2 separate regions of the Homo sapiens genome follow, and region 2 is linked to region 1. A link is a loop called in an ENCODE intact Hi-C map of the cell type or tissue named here. Cell type or tissue: IMR-90. All regions are shown on one strand. Links, peaks and the distances in the headings refer to the core of each region. The heading gives the core; the rest is flanking DNA.

Evidence for each region. A loop is a pair of places that touch in the nucleus more often than their neighbours do. Peaks named below come from ENCODE experiments on the same cell type or tissue, not always from the same donor. Only the 100,000 strongest peaks of a DNase experiment are listed, where the experiment ranks them.
Region 2: it touches region 1 in a loop (6-fold over the local background); 6 of 110 quality-filtered maps call a loop at or near these places.

The regions. Positions count from the first base shown.
Region 1 is chr12:27,650,797-27,653,719 of GRCh38, forward strand. The region is part of intron 7 of PPFIBP1 (PPFIB scaffold protein 1); the gene reads left to right. Among named protein-coding and RNA genes, the nearest start is that of REP15, 44 kb to the right of the region's middle. In IMR-90, for the core only: a CTCF peak has its summit at 1,559 (motif pointing left); a DNase peak (open chromatin) is centred at 1,555.
Region 2 is chr12:27,382,487-27,385,409 of GRCh38, forward strand. The region is part of intron 5 of BMAL2 (basic helix-loop-helix ARNT like 2); the gene reads left to right. Among named protein-coding and RNA genes, the nearest start is that of BMAL2, 51 kb to the left of the region's middle. In IMR-90, for the core only: a CTCF peak has its summit at 1,700 (motif pointing left); a DNase peak (open chromatin) is centred at 1,675.

The sequences.
Region 1 (2,923 bases), core at 245-2,744:
CATTTGGCAAGTTCTTAACCTCTCTGTTGGTTTTTGATGGAGACAGAGAGCATATCCATTTGAAACATACATTTGAAATGAAGTATAAAGAGTTGCAGAAATTTCTTTTCTCTGAGAGCCATCTCCCCTCCTTTTTGCTTCCTATTTTGTTTCCTTGGTTGGAGTATGGAAGGGTGTCATGCTGGATTAGAAAATGGGTACCAAGGAGAGAGGAGAGAAAATGGTTTACTTATTTTTCCCTTCTGTTTTTATTTCAATCATGTATTTCACGCTGACTATAAGCCAGCATGATACCAGGCATTACATACATTATCCACCATAGGAAAGTTCTTTATATTGGAAATAACAAGTTTTACTCCACTGCTATTTTCAAAATTAAATTTTCTGTCAAAGATTCAATTACAGTGGAAAGTCTTGGTATATGTCTTGCTTCCTCCATAGCAAAAGGAAGTCTTTCATTTGGTTCATGTTTTAATCTTTTTTTTTTTTTTTAAGAGATAGGATCTTACTGTGTTGCCCAGGCTAGTATGGAACTCCTGGCCTCAAGCAATTCTCCCATTTTGGCCTCCCAAAAGCACTGAGGTTACAGGCATGAGTCACCATGCCCAGCCATGTTTTAATTTTAAAACTCTTTGTCAGTTGCCTGTGTGAGCATGTTTCTCATTTGATAGAAGCTGGGGCTCTTAAAACAGGACTTAGAAAGTTACCCAATTTAAAATTCTTGGTTTTGTATTTTCTCTAAAAATCTCTTTGATATTTTCCTCTTTCCCCTCTTTTTGTCAGGTCCTAACCCCATAGTCGCAGGGTAAAGTAATAGTAAAACTCAGTCAACAGATGGGCAACATGGCAGTGGAGCTAGCTCTGCTGCAGGGAAGAATTGATGGTAGATATGGATAGAGGTGGTCTTCTACATTGCGTCCACAAAGTCAAGGGGAAATATTCACCTGTTGTTAACTTAATTTGTATATGAGATGTTAACCAAATGTTGGGGCTAAATTGCAGTAGATGTGTTACTTATTGTTGTAAGCGCCTAGGGTAATATTTATATCCCTTGAGTTTGGCTGCTTTTTTTAATCAAATCTCTTTTCCCCACTTTTTCATTGTTTCACTCATGCACTCTCAATCACATACAAAGTGATCTTGTCATCAAACTTCCTGTACACTCAATCCCTGATAATCTAATAAAAATTCAGTGTTATTTCTAAAACGTATGCACAGACCCGGAGATTAGAGCATATGTGGTAAACTTTGTGATGTTACATATGAAAATAATTAAAATAATCTTCAACATTAAACTAACTTGAATATTCTCATGTTCTTGTTATCGTCCCCTTAATAAAAATATTTTTCTGGGTGTTTCATGAATCCATAATATTTAACTTTCTCTTAGAATTTTAGATTTATATTTGGATATTAATTTCCAAGAAAATATTGGCATGGGGAAGAAGTATAGGCATTTCCAAAGGACTGAGGGTACAAGTCTTTAAACTTTGGAAGATTCAGGACTTGTCCCTGGAATTGCTAATGGGAGATGATTAGCATCATTCAACAGTGCCCCCTTGTGGTAAGAGCATACATGTCAGAGACTGAGTTCCTGCAGGAGCCCTGAATTCTCTGAAAGGGAAAAGAGAAAGGGAACAGGAATTTTCTTTTTTAAAAGGACTGAACTTCTGATAAGAAATTGATTGAAATAGTTTGTATTCTGTTTTTTAAAGTTTTACATTAGGGAGCCATTTCCAGATTTTCCAGCTTGTGTTGTCAGGGGAAGATGTGATTTATTTCAGGTTGGAAATTTAGACCATATTTAAAGTATTGCCATGAAATATAGTTGAGTAGTTTTTTGTTAAAACAGATAAATTATCCCAGTTTACAATTCCATTTTTTTCAGTGGTTTCTTCTTTGCACGAGCAAAGAAGAAAGGAAGCTGTAAAATACAATAGCAGATAAGAATTCAATGGTATTTCTTAGCAATGAGAAAGTAGGAAAATATATATTTAGAAAGATCATATTGATGAATATCACTAAGGACTCATATTATGCAAGGATGATTAGCTTAGATAACTGGGAAAAGCTGATTTTTTTCTTTAGACTTGAATTCTGACCTGTTAGTTGAGGAATCACAAATATGTTGCTGAATAATGTCAAACAGTTCATGACCTAATTCATAAGAAGAAAATAGATATCATCTAAGTGAAATATTGTGCCATTATTAAGGTGTAATTGTATAACTATGATAGGTAATATTTTGCCCCATTTTATAAGAGACCACAATTTAAAAGCCTAAGGGTTTACTGGGAAGTGTTATTTTATTGTAGCATCCCTTCTCTTAGCCTTTGTGAACTTGAATCATTACACTTGGAAGCTTAAAATAATTTCTATTTACAAAGTTTTATTTCATATAGCATTGTTCTACTTGTAATTTTTGGCATTCGTGGATAATTTTGTCCTGTAGTCTATGAATTTGTGATGCAGGAATACATGCATGTCTTTGTAAAAAGAGAGAAGCTGGCCGGGCACAGTGGCTCACATCTGTAATCCCAACACTTAGGGAGTCCGAGGAGGGCGGGTCACTTGAGGTCAGGAGTTCAAGACCAGCCAGGTCAACATGGTAAAACCCCCGTCTCTACTAAAAATACAAAAATTATCTGGGCATGGTGGTGGGTGCCTGTAATCCCATCTACTGGGGAGGCTGATGCAAGAGAATCACTTGAACCCTGGAGGCGAAGGTCGCGGTGAGCTGAGATGGCGGCACTGCACTCCAGCCTGGGTGACAGAGTGAGACTCCATCTTAAAAAAAAAAAAAAAAAAAAAAGGAGAGGGAGAGAGAAGCAAAAATATAGTAACCATTGTAGGGATCTTTGTGGCTTGTAGTAAAATAAGTCATCTCCCATGCAGGGTATTTGAGTGTCTCTTTTGGAGGAGT
Region 2 (2,923 bases), core at 155-2,654, 270 kb before region 1:
AAGCTCAGCAGGGAGGAGGTGAGTCCAGAGGAGATTCCTTGGAACAGGGCGTAGATTTTGCCTCAGCTCTGCTGAACAGAAGTGACATGGTTAAGTACTCATCCCCGCAGTCTGACCAGATCCTTCGGTCAGTGCTGCTCACAAGCAAGATGATTTAAGGCAACTGGATCTGCATTCCAGGGTATTGTCACAGCATCCCCACACTTGCTCGGCAAAAACTTAGAAGCCAGATCAACAGAGGGCTGCCTGTGGATCATGTTATTTTGGTCCATAGCATAATTAGGTTAAAGGCAGAAGGATGGTGATGTGATTTTTTTCACTATACTCTACAGCAGTGCTTTTTAAACGATCTGGATGAAGAACAGGTGTTCCCCCCATCCACCACTAGTTCATTGTAAAATACAGTTAATTATGGAAAAATGATCATGGGTTTGGCTGTCACAGCAATGTTATGTTTTTATAAAAGCCTCTAAATACTTCTTAAATTCTGCACTTGATCTCACCACAGTTTGCTGATGACATTGGTCTGCAGACCACATTTAGAGTAGCCCTGCTCTGCAGCATGAGGTCCTGTGTCTGCAATCTGATTACCAGGCGGGGCAGTGAAGCACAGTGGTTCACACGCATGCGTCCTGAAGGCAGACCTTGTGGTTCAAATCCTGGCTTCCTCCCTTTATAGCTATGTGACTTACTCAAGTTATTTGACATTCTAATCCTCAGTTTTCACATCTGTGAGATAGGGATGCATTTGCCTCCTGGGACTATTGTTAAGAGTAAAGAGTAATGCATGTAGAGTACAGCACAGTGTTCAAATGGTGGGGATGGGGTCAGAAGAGGAAGAGGAATTGTTACTGTCATTTTGATTTTTTTTTAACCCAATGAACATTGTGAAAAAAGTAAGTGATCATGTTGCCTCGTTGGTTTTTGCCATGGGAACTCTGAGAGCCAATGTGTGGACAAGTGTGCAGAACACCATGGCATGCATTTACTGGCCAGCCTCTACCATGCCTCAGTGCTGCTCTCACTGCCCTCATTTTCTCTCGAGCACATCCCCACTCACTCACCGAGTCAGGGCTCGCCTGTGATGGCTGATGTACACCGACGGGGTTTCCCAGCCCACTTCTGCCTGGTATGCTCTGCCAACCTTGCTGCAGGCCAGACCTGAAATGTCATTATCTTGCTCAAAATCAGTTTACTGCTGTTCCCTGACCTAGCACTCAGAGTCTGCGTTCTTCATTCCTTCCTCAGCTCCCTCCCAAGCTGCTGTGTAGTAATATTAGCAAGAAGTCATTGGGAGAATTCCCTGAGCCCTAGGATGAAGATAGATTCCAACAGAAGAGATTTTCTTTTCCCTATGCCAGGCTCTTAAGAGTGCTACGAGTCTGAGAAAACTGTACTGAATCATAGCATGAGGCATTTTGTCTTTCTGCCCTGCCCACTTACTTTGCCACCACCACCACCACTTAGTTCATTGGTGAGTTTGGGCCACAGATCCGTCCGAGGGCCAATGTGTGGTTAAAATGTCTAAGGATGTTACCCCACCTTTCCCCTGCAAAAGCAACTTCTCTTACAGTACCCAGGAAGAAGGGATAGGAGTCAAGAAGGTTGGGGAATATAAGGAAGGGAAAATTGACTTACTTCTGAATCATCCTTGCCCTGGGGATGGCTTGCTTGGCTTTGTCGTCTGTGTCATACGCCCCCTTGTGGCCATGAAGGGCTTTGCGAATCTGGGTTGGTGGATTCCCTTACTCCTCCCAGGTCAAACATTTCCCTTGGTTTTGGCCTGATAATTCCTCATCATTTTGCAAGCTCTTCAGCTGCTTTAGAGACTTTCATTTTAATATAACTCAGTGCTAAGGGCTGAAAATTAATTATTTCATTTATATTTTATACATTTTTAAAATAATCTGTGTATTATCAGAATAGAGGTCTCTATATTGCCATTAAAGGATTTTCTTACTGGAAAATCTCATGAATCCGTAACATTTGTTTAGAATTCCAGAATACCCCCATTCAAGGTAACTCATATGATAAATTTTAATTAGCTAAGACATTATCTAAATAACTGTAGTGGTCCCCCCTTATCCATAGGGGCATACATTCCAAGACCCTGGTGGATGCCTGAAACCGTGGGTAGTGCTGAACCCTAGGCATAGTACTTTTTTCCTATGCACATATACCTATGATAAAGTTTAACTTATAAATCAGGCATATTAAGAGATTAACATCAATAATAAACTAGGATAATTATAGCAATATACTGTAAAAATGTTATATGTTCTGTCTTTGGCTCTCTCAAAATATCTTATTGTATTGTGCTCACCTGTTTGCAGGCCATGGTGGACCACAGGTAACTGAAACCACAGCTAACGGGGGACTACTGCATATCAATCCTTGAATTTTATTTCATGTACATTTTATTATAATGTTTTTATATATAGCTCTTAATGTGCATATTTGAATATAAAGGAATAAGTAGTTCCAAGAATTCACAATCTAAAAGAAAGAAATTTTAATCAAGTGATAATGAAGAAAGAAAATGATTAGCTGGGCGTAGTGGCTCACTCCTGTAATCCCAGCACTTTGGGAGGCTGAGGTGAGTGGATTGCTTGAGGCCAGGAGTTCAAGACCAGCCTGGCCAACATAGTGAAAACTTGTCTCTAATAAAAATATAAAAATTAGCTGGGCGTGGTGGCATGCGCCTATAATCCCAGCTATTCAGGAGGCTGAGGCACGAGAATCACTTGAACTCAGGAGGTGGAGGTTGCAGTGAGCTGAGATTGCGCGACCGCACTCCAGCCTGGGCAACAGAGTAAGACTCTGTCTCAAAAATAAATAATTAAATTAAATGAAAATGAAAAAAAAAATGATTACAGAAAATGTCTTAGAATGTGCCAAAGAGCAAATACCAGCAGCAGCAGCA